Linked DNA regions of Homo sapiens: regions 1 and 2 are each linked to region 3. A link is a contact called in ENCODE Hi-C or POLR2A ChIA-PET data. All regions are on one chromosome and are shown on one strand. Each heading gives the region's core, a stretch centred on a gene start or an enhancer-like site at or near the end of the contact. The rest is flanking DNA. Distances are from core to core; before and after follow the strand shown.

Region 1 (4,329 bases), core at 1,344-3,843, 65 kb before region 3:
ACGGGACCCTGCAAGGTTGATAGGATTATCCCCATTTTACAGATGGCAAAGCTGAGGCTTAGGTTTTATGGCCCATGTCAAAGAGCTGGGAAGTTAAAGCCTAGGTAGGAATGCCAGATCTGCTGCCCGATTTGCAGGAGCCCGCACGGTGTCCACATCTCCTGCAGTTGCCTTCTCCTCCTTCCTCACACCCAGCCCCATCTCATTCAATCCTTAGTGCTCTGTAAGTGACAAACTGACTCCTTTCGAATGACAGTACCTGGAGCCCATTATGGGCAAAAATTAGGGTACAGGTCCCTTAGGAACGAGTTGGAGCCTCCAGTGTGTGTCAAGTTCAGCATGCATGGTTCATTAACATGCCCTTGGCGTCTCTCTGTCCCATGGTGATCCCCCTTGCATGGGCAAGGGGTGACAGTAACCCCATCTCTCTGTTTGCAGATGATGGCAGTTGGGGCTGTCTCAGCCTCTTGGACACTTATGTCCTCCAGTGGGGTCAAGGGAGGGAGCATCGAAGATGAGGGTAACTGTCGGCTCCTGCTCTTGTGTTTTACATGGATGGGTCTCCAATCTCCTTCACAGCTGCCTGGGTGTGAAGATGCTCTGACTGTTCCCGGGGATGGGGAGTCCCTGTGGGGACAGCCTGAATACTCGAATCAGACAGACTCAGGCTCACATTTGCCCTTTGCCTTGTCCTAGAGCTTCATCTCATCTCCAAGACCTCTCAGCTATAAAACAGCCCTTGTATCACTGAAGCCTCACCAGGCAGGGATTCTCCTGGCTTGTTTACTCTGGAATCTTCTGTGTCTTGAATCAAGTAAATGCTCAATAGCCATCTGTTGGAATTGTGAACTACAGAGCCGTTTGTGTGAACTACAGAGCTATTAAATGAGATAAAATGTGGTTAGGGCCTGTTACACAATCAGTGCTTCATAAATGATCCCTGCTGTATTCATATAAAGTGCTTGGAACAGTGGCTGGAAAATAATAATAATACAATTAATAGTAATTCAGGATATGATGATTAATTTTTTAGGCTTCTGATACAAGTTCCGCAATAACAGTCACTCCTCTGGGCATCTGTTATTTGCCAGGCATCTTGTCAGGTGCTTTTCAAGACATCTTCTCATTAGACCTTCGTCGTGGCCTTGGGGGGCACCTTTTATTATCCCTATTTCACTGACTAGGAAACTAAGGCTCATAGATGCCATGACTTACCCATAATTTTATTTTTTAGTTTTTCTAGAGACAGAATCTAGCTCTGTAGTCCAGGCTGGAGTGCTGGGGTGCAATCCTAGCTCACTGCAATCTCCAACTTCTGGGCTCTAGTGATCCTCCTGCCTCAGCCTCCTGAGTAGCCGGGACTGCAGGCACACATCATCACACCTGGCTATTTTTAAAATTTTTTGTAGAGATGCAGTCTCACTATGTTGCCCAGGCTGGTCTCAAATTCCTGGCCTCAAGTTATCCTCCTGCCTTGGTCTCCCAAAGTGCTGGGATTCCAGGCATGAGCCACTGTGCCAGGTCCTTACTTATAATATCAAAACCAAGAAGGAGAGAAGCCAGGGGTTGAGATTACCTTCTCTGTGGAATATCCCCCAGTCTCGGTCTTTCATGGCCACCTAGGTAGTTTTTGCCCCATTATTAACCCAACGTCATTCTTTAAATCCACTTTACACTAACTCACTTAAAAAAGATTTTAGCCTCAGCCTTAGCAACAATATCCATGACATCCCAAATTGGAAGTGATGATATTTTTAATACACATAAAAATAAATATTTGAGAATTAAAAACAAAAAGTTTTATGCCTGTGTACCACCATCTCCCAGCCACTGGGGTGTTTAAACCTCTTTTTGGGATTTACTGATCCAGTTCAACCATCTTATTTCATGGGTGGGGAAATGGGAGTGTCACACAGAAAAGTTCAGTGATTTGCCTAAAGCCACACAGCAAACACAGCTGAGACCTCCTGACTCCCGAGCCTGGGGCATTCCCTGCCCCTCAAACAAGTGTGTATGTCAGGAGAGGCGGAGCTCACCCAGGGGTAGGCCCTGCCTGAGTTTGGAAGGAGACCAGGCTCCGCTTCACAGACACCATCTCTGTTAACCCTCAGCGCACCTCTTAAGGAATGCCTTCTTGTTCCTATTTTAAAGTTGAAAGGACTGAGGCTCAGAGAGGTAGAGCAAGTCTCCAGAGGACACACAGTAAGGGGTGGAGCTGGGATTTGAACCCCAGATCTGGGTGCTGTGCATTGGAGAATGTCGCTAAGGACGCGCGGACTTGGTGGAAGGAACACCGCTGTCAGGGGTGACGGTGCGGAGGACACAGGTTGGCTGGGAGCCTTCAGTGTTGGGACCGAACGGCCTTCTTTTCCTCTTAGCCTGAAACATCTATGCTGCTGTACCTTTCCGCTTTCTGGAATAGATTTAGGTTGCAGAGGCCTTTGCTGCAGCTGACGTGCTGCGTATTTTTAACTTGGAGAAGAATGTCCTGGGCTTTCTGAGCCTCCCGCCAGCCGTACCTCCTTGGGACCAGGAATGCAGCCTGCTTCCTGCCTTCAGTAGCCTCTCATTTTCTCCCCAGCCCAGCAGCCCTGTCTTCTCAAGTCGAGACGGCTAAAGGTCTTGGGAATTTTCGTAAAACTCTTAAACCTGGCTGTGAGCCAAAGGGAAACAGCTCAGAGAAGGCTGACGCTGTCTGGGAGATGATAGAAATATGGCATTCCTGCGGCAGGCGATTCCTGAATTTACGGGGGGCGGCATGCAGGCCCATCAACAAGCAGCCGGCCCTGATGGCTGGATCTTTGCGGCACCCAGAGACGCAGCCGGCAGGAAAAGAAGCGGAATAATCGCAGCCAGTTATGCAGCTTTTGCTGTGGGCCAGTGTTCATTGGTCTTCATGGGTTAGCTCCCCAAAGCCTCATGAGCTGAATGGGGTGGGTGCTATTGTTAGTGACCCAGAGAGGTACACTAACTGGTTCAGGGTCACACAGCCAGGAAGTGGTGGGCCTGGAATTCAAGCTCAGTCTTTGCTGCTATACATCCCTGTTACATACACCTAGACACATCCACCTATCCATGTATGTACACACAAGCAAGCACGGACACAATACATGTGTGCATGCAAACACACAGACAACATACACACAAAGACATGGATGCAGCACAAGAACACATATGCATATGCAACATGCATGCACATACAACACACGATGGACACAGTGCTTACACGAACACACGTACACACACGTATACCATGTGTGTGCATGCACTGACTCATAGACACATTCCAAAACCTGAAGCCAAAGTGCTTACCTGGCTATCTGGAGCAGGGCCAGGACTCTGTCCCTCAGACCCTGGGAGCACCAGCTTCCTTCCTCCCTTCCCTCCCTTCCCACAGATGTTTGCTGTGGTTCCGGCCAACTAGCCAGATGTGCGCCACGGCCCAGGATGTCTCAGAGACCCAGAGGCTGAGGGGGTTGCCAGACTGCCCCCAGATGTCTCCGTGACACCATCCGGCCCCAGGCTAAGAGGAGCCAGACCCTTGAAAGGGACCCATTGCTCTGCAAGGTTGCTGGGCTCTCATGGTGCGGGGGGCAGTTTGCCACGAGAGCTGAATTTTGTGGTCCAAGCAGGAATTCTAAGGCTGAGTCCAGTTTGAAGCTACCACGAGACTGGGGGCTAGCCCTCTGCCCTTCCTGAGCCTTAGTTTCCACTGCGTGCAATGGGGACAGCCAGGCCAGGTTGGCCTCTCGAGGGTGTCTTGGGGACTGAACACATTTAAAATGGAAAGGAATCTTAAAGATATCTTTAGTTCTCAATTTGCTGATGGGGAAACTAAGGTTCGTATCACACTGAGAGTCAGTGGCAAAATTGAGCTTGGAAACCGGCTCCTACAAATCTTGGCTGGAAATGTCTCATATTTAACTTAACCAGCTTCTTCATCGGCAGCATGTAGCGGAACACAGGAATGAAAAGATTGTTCTGTCTTCTTGCTAGCAGGCCTGTTCTGACATTTCCTTTTTGCCCTAAGACATTTTTCTCTGGGGTTACTGATGAACAAAATGGAATTTTTTCTGAGACGCATCCAGTTGGTCCAAATACCAGTGCCCCCAAATATAACATTTACTTCTCCCAAACCCCGGGCTTTGGTCTGTTTCACCCCAGACTCCCCAGTCCAGATTTCAGAGGCTTGGGGTCAACGGCAAGGACATTGCATTATAGTGCCCCGTACTGATGCGACTATAGGCTGGGTTTGGGCTGTCTCTCTCTTCTCAGGGAGGTGGCAAGGAGGGAGAATGTCAGTGTCAGGAGTATGGGCTTCCGAGTGAG
Region 2 (4,133 bases), core at 1,185-3,684, 120 kb before region 3:
GCTGAGACAACCTGAGAGCTTGGCCTGGGGCTGGCCCAGGGTTTGCCTCAGTCCTCATCTCCCACTGGCCCTGAGAACTCCTTACCCAGCCCCGCTCCCCTCCCCTTTGCATCCGTTTGGAGTTGGTCACGGATTTTGTTCCTTCTGCAAATGATCTCCATGTGTCACGGATTGGGTTTCCCCTCGTCTGGCCCTGTCCCTCTTGGGACCCCAGGCCCCCCACGGGCTGATGCAGCTGGACGGGGCCTCCCCAGCAGCTCCGTGGCTCATTCTGACCCTGAGATGGGGCCCAGGCAGGATGGGGCCTGGGCATCTGGTTTAACCATCAGAGCAGGGGCTTGTTTCGGTTTTAATGACGCATGGAGACCTCGGGAGAGGGAGAGGGAGCCGACTGGCAAACGGGGTGCAGAGAGGCAGCAGGGCCGATGGGACAGCGGAACTGAACAAACAAATACCGGAGCGTTAATGGGGGACTCTGCGGCCGAGAAGTCGCACTCACACTCATGCACGTGTGTAAGCACACACACGCACACATGCTGATGGAAAAGCCACCTTGCACACACCTACTTGCAGACGTTCCCGCCTCCTTCGCTCTAGCCGTCTAAATGTCATGCTGGTCTCCGCACATTCTCAGTGCCGTCCAGCCCCTCGGCCTTTGCCTAGGCCGGCTCCCCCACCTGGAATGCCATCCCTGCAAATGCCAGTCCTGCGGTTTGCGATGCCCGTGCTTCAGGGAACCCTTCCCTCATCCCACCTCCCCACCACCAGAGGCGGGGCCCCTCCTCCTCAGGCCTGTGGGTGGGGGAGAAGCCGCAGACAAGCTTCTGCTCAGCTGCATGGGTGCCCTGTGATCTTGGGCAAGTCCCTTCCCCACCCCAGAGCCTGAGTTCCCAGTGCTCCATCTGGAAAAGGCAACTCCACACCTCCTGCCTTCCTGGGTTCTCGCAACCGCCTTACTGTGATTGTCCCCATTTTGAGGCTGAGAAAAGAGAGGTTCAGAGAGGTTTAGTAAGTAGTCCAAGGTCACCCAGCTGGTTAGTAGGAGACTGGCTGAAACCCCAGTACCTATGCCTTCCCCTACTTCTGTTGCTGAGAACGGTCAGATCAGCCCAGGAGTCAGACAGACCTGTGCCGACTGCCCCTTGGGCAGAGTCAACTGGGCCCTCATTGTTTCTCGGCTCCCCCTTCATTGTTATTCTGACAGGGGCATGTGATTCACAAGAGCTCATTTGCTCCCAGCCCAGCCAGGGGTCCCTGAGCATCTGCCAACCCCTCTCTGGGCCTCAGCCTCCTCATCTGCAGGTGGAGAAGCGTATTCCTGCTCTCTTGACCCTACCTGCCATGCTAGGTGGTACTTGGGGTGGGAATAGATGCTTCCAGTTCTCAGCAGAGGAAACTGAGGCTCAGGAAGGCCAGGGCGGGGCTGGGATTCAAACCCATGCTTTGGACTTCGTGCCTGGCTTTGTCCATTGACCCCAGACTGCCTTCTGCCTCTAACTGGCAGGTGCAAACCAAGCCTGGGGGGTGCCATCCACCTTGTTAACCCCTTTACTAATCCGGGCTTTGGAGGGTTTATCAGAATAAGCATGAGGGCTGGGAGGGTTTGGGAAGGTGGTCTGGGGAGGGAAAGACTCACTGGGGACTTGGGGCTCCGTGGATCTTTCTGCCCAACTCCCAAGTTCATTTCATCTGTCAAATGGGCATACTATTACTGCCTGCTTTGTAGGTGTTGGTGAGGATGAAGAGGAGTTAGTGGTAAAATATGCCCAGTGCTGAGAATGGTGCCTGGCCTATCCACGCTTCATGTAAGCATTGGCTGGTTACCAGCATCGAGTGTTAGCATTATTTATTAATCATTGGCTTGGAATGACATCTGTTAGGCACCGGGGCTGTCTTTTTAGCAAAGACCTAGTTCACTGTTACAAGGACTTGGGGTTGACTCAGGGTATGGCAATGGCCTTGGCCTCTCCAAGCCTCAGTTTCTGCATCTGTGAAATGGAGATGATACCCCCAGCCTCCCTCACCCATCTTTTGCAAACATAGTCTCTAGCTGTTCCAAGCTGCCAGATGCCAGATCTGCTCAGAGGCCCACACAGGTCTCTCAGCTCATCTCTGACAGCGAGTCTCCACCCCAGGGCTCAGGGAGGCCCAGGAGGCCAGCTTCTCCAGGGTGGGTGGTGGGTACTATTAGACTTCAGTGCCTGGTTTCTCTAACTGCGGGGCTGGCTATGGCCAGGCTGATCCTCCATCTAGACTGAAAATACCCGTGCAAATCCCTCCTGTAAAATCCTCGGCCCCCTCCTGTGGGGCCTCCTGGGGACATGCCAGAGGCTAAAATAAGACCTGAAGTCAGCAGAGGCCTGTCCCCGGCTGCCACCTGATTCTACCAGTCCCTCAGGGACTTGGTGCTCCTGGCACAGACGGATTCTGAAATGACCGTCAGCAGGCAAGTGCCAGGCTGAGCCATCTCCAGTCCCTGAGGAGTTTTAGGATGCAGATTCCCTGGACTGACTCCATGAGGTAGAGTCAGTGGCTCGCAGTCGGGCCCAGGGAAACTGTGTTTTATAAAACTCTCAGGAGGTTGTGCTGACAGCTAGTGTTGGATGTCCATGTTCCACCGCCATTGATACTGACTTCTGTTTGCTTATTCATGCCTTTGTCTCCTTTTCAGTGGTGCTGGGAGCCTCTAAGGGCAGGGCTGGGTTTTCTGTCTGTCTGAGCAAATGCTGGGTGAAATGATGAATGAATGAATGAATGAATGAATGAATGAATGGACAAATGAATGAGTGGATAAGCAGCTCCCTGGAGAATTTTGGACCTTCCCTGCCACTGATGGGGGTGAGAGCTTTGGGGCTGATATTCCCCTGGATACCTGAGCTCAGTTTAGAGGTAGGAGGAGGCATTTTTTTCAGATTGCTTGGAGCCCTCTCCTCCAGGGAGCCGTCCCTGATGCCTTCCCCATCTGCTGTGCCCCACATCCCCTACTTTCCCACCCATCTCATGCCCTTCCCTTGTTTGTTTCCCTCTGCCCAGGACCCACCTTATGCCTGACTCAGGATGCTGTCAGTAACTGTTGAATGACCATGCAGATGAATGAATGAAGTATCTGTAAGACCAAATCTCTCCTTGGCTTTGCCTTCCAATAAAGGGAAGTCTTGGAAGAAGATGCCCCTCTCTTGCCACACTCTGCCTCCCCAACCGTTGTCTTTACTCCAGTCCTGCCACATTTTTCAAGTTCTCTCCATTTTCTCCAGCCACCAAGCCTTTGCACCTGCTGTTCCTTGTGCCTGAAACTCCCTCTGCCTTTGCTAATTCCTTCTTCTCCACATCTTTGCTTCAATGTTTTGGCTGTGAGTTGCCCTGATTGCTCCCCCAAAGCCCCATGTTCTCGCCAAAGCTGCCACCTTCCTTCCTACTTAAAGTGTGAGCTCTTTGATGCAGAGGCTGTATCGACTTCATTTCTGCTTCTCCAGCACCCAAGCCGGGAATGTTTGTTGAATTAATGCATAACCTTGTTAAAAAGCCTCAGCTGTGCTTTCTAAAAATATTGGTTCTAAATCCCAGCATGGCTGGGGGACCCAGGCTGAGGATCCCAGAGACGGGTGAGGCGTGGAGGGTACAGATGTGTCTCTAGGACAGGGCCTTTGACAGGTCCTGCCAGGCCTGGAAATGCTGTTCCATCGCCCAGGACCAGAGACCACTTTTCCACTGAGCAGTGGCTCTCTGGCCTGAGGCTGCACTGACATTCCCATCGCCAAGCTGTCCATCTCTCCCAGAGTTCACAGTGGAACTGAACTGGCTGGAAGTCAGGTAGTGAGGGGTGGAGAAGCAGAGGATGAGCCTGCTGTATGAAGCTCCAAAGGGAGGCTGAAGAGAGAGAGTTCTGGGCTGGGCCCCCACCTGCCCTTGAAACCTGGAGGAGCAGCACCCAGGAAAAGCTCTTGGTAACTTCTCAGGCCCATGTGAATGTCAGGGTTTATGATTATCATCAGGTGACAAGTTCTCATGGTCTGATCCATCTTTCTGAGTGATGGTGATGATGGTAGTATCTCCATTGATTGACAGCTCATGATTGCCTGGTCTAGGGCTGAATGCCGGGGAGGTGGAGAAAAATAATAACACACCGACCACAC
Region 3 (4,489 bases), core at 287-2,786:
GGTGGTCTGTCTGAGACTTCATTTTTCCATATGTAAAGTGGGGATAATTCTTACATTTGCCTTTTTATGGCTCACTTAAAATCAACTTACTCCTCCCAATTTTCCTGTCTCCTTGTAATTAGGCAGAGGGCATGTGACTTCCCAGCAAAGGGTGGTGCATGCATGATCAGGTGTGAGTTCTTTCTGCATTCTCTTCCCTCTATAGTGAACAGGATGCCGAGATAGTATTGAGATAGTAGAGCCATGAGATGGACTCAGATTGGATCACTGAGTCACAGCATGGAGCACAGCTACCCTGGAGAGTGACCAGGCTTCCATTAGACTTTGTTTGAGCAAGAAATGAACCTTTTTGTAGTAAGCCACTGAGGTGTTCAGACATACTTGTTATTAAGCATAGCCTAAGCTACCCCAGCTAAACCTTTATGTGACTTTCTTTGTTCATGGATGTCTTTCCATGCCTGACATGTAGACCTAGCTCATTCTTTTACATATCTGCATAATATTCCATAGTATGGTGACACCTTGACTTATTTAACCAGTCCCCTTTACATCATTCTTGCATTATTGGCAGATTTCATTATGACAAACAATGGTGTATAAACAATACCATTGTATTCTTATACTTCCTCATACATCTTTGTGCACGTTGAGTTTGTGCCAGTAGTATTGCTTGGTCAGGAGCGTGCACATTTAATACTGGTTTTTACTCCCACTAATAATTTTTGAGACAGCCTGTTTGCTCTACCTTTGTTAATGAAGAATATTATTGATGTTTCCATTTTTATCAGTGTGATAGACAGAACAGGGTGTCTTATGTTAATTTGGGTTTCATAGCAAGTTTTTGGTCAGGTTGGATTTTTCAGACATCCTGCCAGCTTCACCCTACTTGTTCCAGAGAAAAAGACTGGGCTGACACTGCAAAGAGAAAGAGAGAGATACATACAGGTGACAAGATGATGAGGCAGAGACTGGGAAGAGAGAGAGAGAGAGAGAGAGAGAGAGAGAGAGAGAGAGAGAGAGAGAAAGAAAGGAAGGCACCCAGTCCCCTGTTTCTCTCCAGATTCACACACCAGCCCCCTGTCAGTCTTACTCAAGCAGGGCTCAGATCCTGAAGTGGGACCCCCATCACCTCTGTGGCCAATAGCGGGGGGGCCAGCCAACATCTGGGTTTGCACTGGGACAGGGGAGGGTTGTTGGCTCAGTTCCTCTTGGCCTGAAGCCACGAGCCTAGCTTGTTTGTATAGTCCTTCAGGCTTCTTCTCCATATCTTGGTGTTTTTGGCTCTAAGCTAGCTCCCTCCCAGCCAGGGGAGGAGATAATTCCACTCGATCTGGGCCTCTGAGGCACTGGGAAGGACGTCAGGAAATAGCAGGAGCATTACGCACCTCTCTACCCTCCACCGTCCAATCTCATTTTCATAATGTGTGGAAAAGGAACGGGGTTGCAGAGGGAGGCTTGAACACTTGGAGTTGCTTCCTGTTTTCTCTCGAATCAGTCCTTTTCCCCAAGACGCCGCTGCTGGGCCTGTTGAACCCTGCCTTCTGGTAGGTGTGTGCGTCGCATGTCTATGCATGCCCATGCAGATGTGTGTGTGTACATGTGGGTTACGTACTCAACGAGCCAATCAACAAACAGACCTAGGAGAACCCTGGAGAGGGACTCCTTCTTTCCTTGAACATGCTCTTTACTCTTGCAACCTCCCAAGAAAGAAAAAAAGGAGTTAGCTTACGTGCCTCTTCTTCCAAAGGTCAGTCACCAATAGTAGTTTCCTAAGGTGTCTGGGTAAAGCCTTCCCAGATGCCACAGGGACCTTCTTTGTCATATTCACATCTACACCTACCATGTTGAGTCCAAGACTCAGTACATAGTAAGAATGAATCCATTAATCAGGGCTAACACTTTAATTATAGAACAGAGAACAATATGGTCCAGAGAGGACAAGGACTTGCCCCAAATCATGGAGTATGTCAACGGCAAGGCAAAAAAGTGGAACCCAATGTTCCTGACACTTAGTACAGTTTTATTTTATGTCATTATGCAAGATGCTCAAAGAAACTGACTATTACTGATCTCTGACTTTATAGTTTTAACTTCTTTGGAACAACCTATGAAGGAGGAATATTCGCCATGTTACTGATGGAGAAACAGGTTCAGGGAGGTTTGAGCTGGCTCCAGGTGGAGGACCCAGAATTTGTCTTGAAGTGGCTTCTTCCAAAGCTTGATGCCTGTGTTCGGTAGCACACAGAGGGCTGGTGGGGGCAGAGCCTTACCCAGCCTTGATCAGAACCTCTGAATAGGACTCTCTCACTGTTTAGGGTCTTTTAGAGAAAGAGATCAATGGCGTTCAACTGAAGCAGACTTAAAATCTACTCCTTTGGGAAGTTTTCTCTTAAGTGCAGTCTACTTTTTTCCAGAGCTCACAGAAAGTCCTCGTGCTGATCCTGGGAGAGCAACCAGCCCATGGGGGTCTGGACAGTGAAAAGCCCTTTCTGTCTAGGTATCAACAACAATTTCCAGTAGAGCCCTGGTGGGGCTGATGTGGCCCCATTGTTGGAAAACAGGGGAAATGTGAAGAGGATCACAGAGTTACTGGTGGCTTGAAGTGTGGGGCACCCATTGCAGCCACCTTGAGGACCAAACCTGCTCTGAATCTCCCATTCTCGCATCCTTCCTGTGTGACACCCACATCCATGCACACATACACAATGGGCACACACACAGCCACTCACACGCGCATGCCCTCTCCCATATCTGTGCACACACGTGAATATACACACACCCCTAAGTTCCTACAGTAGACTGGAAGACTTTGGAATCTGAAACCTTGTCTTCACCTCTCTGTGGGGTTGCTTGGTGACCTCACCAATACCCAGCTGCTTTCATCTATAAAAGGGGGTAAAATTCCCAGGGATGAGTTGAGGATACAGTGTAATATGCCCGTCTGCTCCTTAGTATTTGCTGAAGTCATTATGTGACCGTGTTGCTCTGGGCTGCTGCCCCACCTCTCGCTTTCCTCAGTAGAGCCTACTGCATCCCTTTCTCTTAGGACAGTTGCCTAGTGCACATTCCTCCAGGTGACATCTGATTGGTTCAGTTACTTCTTTCCACCTGTAAGTCCCTGGCTAATGAGTGGTTTGCACTAGGGCACACAACCATTGCTTTGTCCAATCAGTGTGTTCAGGGCCAGGACACATGATCCACCCAGACAAAGGCTACTTAGGGAAGTAGGGGTGGTGGGTAGTCTGGCACCCTGAAACAAGCCTGGGGCAGCCAGTGAGAGGTGGGATTTCAAACCCTGCTCTGTCTCCTGCTAGCTGGGTGCCTTTGGACAAGTCCCTGGCATGAAGCTGTTTTGTCATTGGCAACGTATGATGATAATAAGGACAGCACTGTTTTCCAGCACCACTGTGCACATCCAGCTGCATAATTTAATCCAGACTGCCGGCACAGGGCCTGGCACCAGATACATTTTCAGTCCATGTGGATTCCTTTCATCTCCTGAGTTCAGGCTTTGAGTAGTTTGAGCATCCTCCTCTCTATCCTTTACCCAAGACAACCACCCGCCATGGACAACAGTTTGAACCAAGAGGGTTCATCTAATTTTAAGCCCTAGTGTGTCACCAATTTATTTTGGTCCATGAACTATTGCTCGCACCTGTTGGCATCTTGGAATGCAAACTCCTTCTAATTTTAAGCACCAGCAGGGGCAGGTCTAATTTTGGGTGGCCCTTGTGCCGGGGGCTCCCAAGGGAATTCAAGCTCTGTTGTTTGGAGCACCTGGGGTGAAGTGGGTGCCTTCCAGAATAGATTAGGGTTGTGATATGTTCAAGAGGGACCCACACAGTTTGTATCCACACAACATTAACTACAATTTTCTTCAGGACTTTTATTGTGGCAGGTCTTGTTCCAAGTCAAGTGCTTTTCATGTATTATTGGATTACTTTTACTTTGAAGTGTAAATCAGCCAACACGGAGTGCTTACTATGTGCTAGGAGCTGGAGATGCAAAAATGAATCTGACATAGTCCCACCTGCAGAGAACTCATGATCTAGTGCTCACAGGCACGTAAAAAAAAAAAAAAACAGTTATAGTGCAGTGAGATCAGAGAGCCGTACAGTGCCTGGCACCCAGCTGCCTTTGAGGGAATGTCCAGCAAATGAATGGAAGCAATGTTTGTGATAGAGACAAGATAAAGTTGCTGCAAGAAAGCAAATTCCCATTCTCCTTGGGAGATTAGCAGAAGGTTTCACAGAGGAAATTATACTCTGAGCTAAGTCTTGAAGAAGATAAAGTGTTTCTCCAGGTGGAGAAGGGAGGAGGATGTGGCATGTATTTTAGTGCTTCACCCACATTGCTCTCAGCACAAAATGTTTCTATGTGCACCTGGCCCATTCCAATGGCCAACACCAAATGCTCTTTGTCTGAGGGTTTTTCTGGTCACCAGAGTTTGTTTGGTCCTTGTGAGTGGTAGGCAGAGAGAGGCTGGGAA

Evidence for each region. Hi-C counts contacts between places; a loop is a spot of excess contacts on that map. ChIA-PET counts read pairs that join two places held with the same protein, here RNA polymerase II (POLR2A). Pooled maps may share reads with other maps.
Region 1: a map of heart right ventricle shows a loop between it and region 3 (7-fold over the local background). The contact joins two enhancer-like sites. A Hi-C loop is called at or near these places in 10 of 168 maps with a recorded cell type or tissue (Right ventricle myocardium inferior, cardiac septum, endothelial cell of hepatic sinusoid and 4 more) and 6 of 50 pooled maps.
Region 2: a map of gastrocnemius medialis shows a loop between it and region 3 (6-fold over the local background). The contact joins two enhancer-like sites. A Hi-C loop is called at or near these places in 3 of 168 maps with a recorded cell type or tissue (gastrocnemius medialis and psoas muscle) and 2 of 50 pooled maps. POLR2A ChIA-PET finds 5 or more read pairs at or near these places in 1 of 52 experiments (BJ).

What each region holds. Positions count from the first base shown.
Region 1 is chr22:27,575,640-27,579,968 of GRCh38, reverse strand. No RefSeq gene overlaps it. Among named protein-coding and RNA genes, the nearest start is that of CPMER, 140 kb to the left of the region's middle. RefSeq lists enhancers at 3,029-3,529, 3,530-4,030. Within about 2 kb of position 2,593, at least 4 of the 41 ENCODE cell types and tissues checked have a DNase peak (open chromatin) inside an H3K27ac peak, as active enhancers do; they include heart left ventricle and heart right ventricle, where a contact is called at or near this core.
Region 2 is chr22:27,635,557-27,639,689 of GRCh38, reverse strand. No RefSeq gene overlaps it. Among named protein-coding and RNA genes, the nearest start is that of CPMER, 77 kb to the left of the region's middle. RefSeq lists enhancers at 1-758, 759-1,563, 1,776-2,276. Within about 2 kb of position 2,434, at least 6 of the 41 ENCODE cell types and tissues checked have a DNase peak (open chromatin) inside an H3K27ac peak, as active enhancers do.
Region 3 is chr22:27,509,403-27,513,891 of GRCh38, reverse strand. The region is part of intron 1 of LOC105372981 (a long non-coding RNA gene); the gene reads left to right. Among named protein-coding and RNA genes, the nearest start is that of LINC02554, 200 kb to the right of the region's middle. Within about 2 kb of position 1,536, at least 13 of the 41 ENCODE cell types and tissues checked have a DNase peak (open chromatin) inside an H3K27ac peak, as active enhancers do; they include heart left ventricle and heart right ventricle, where a contact is called at or near this core.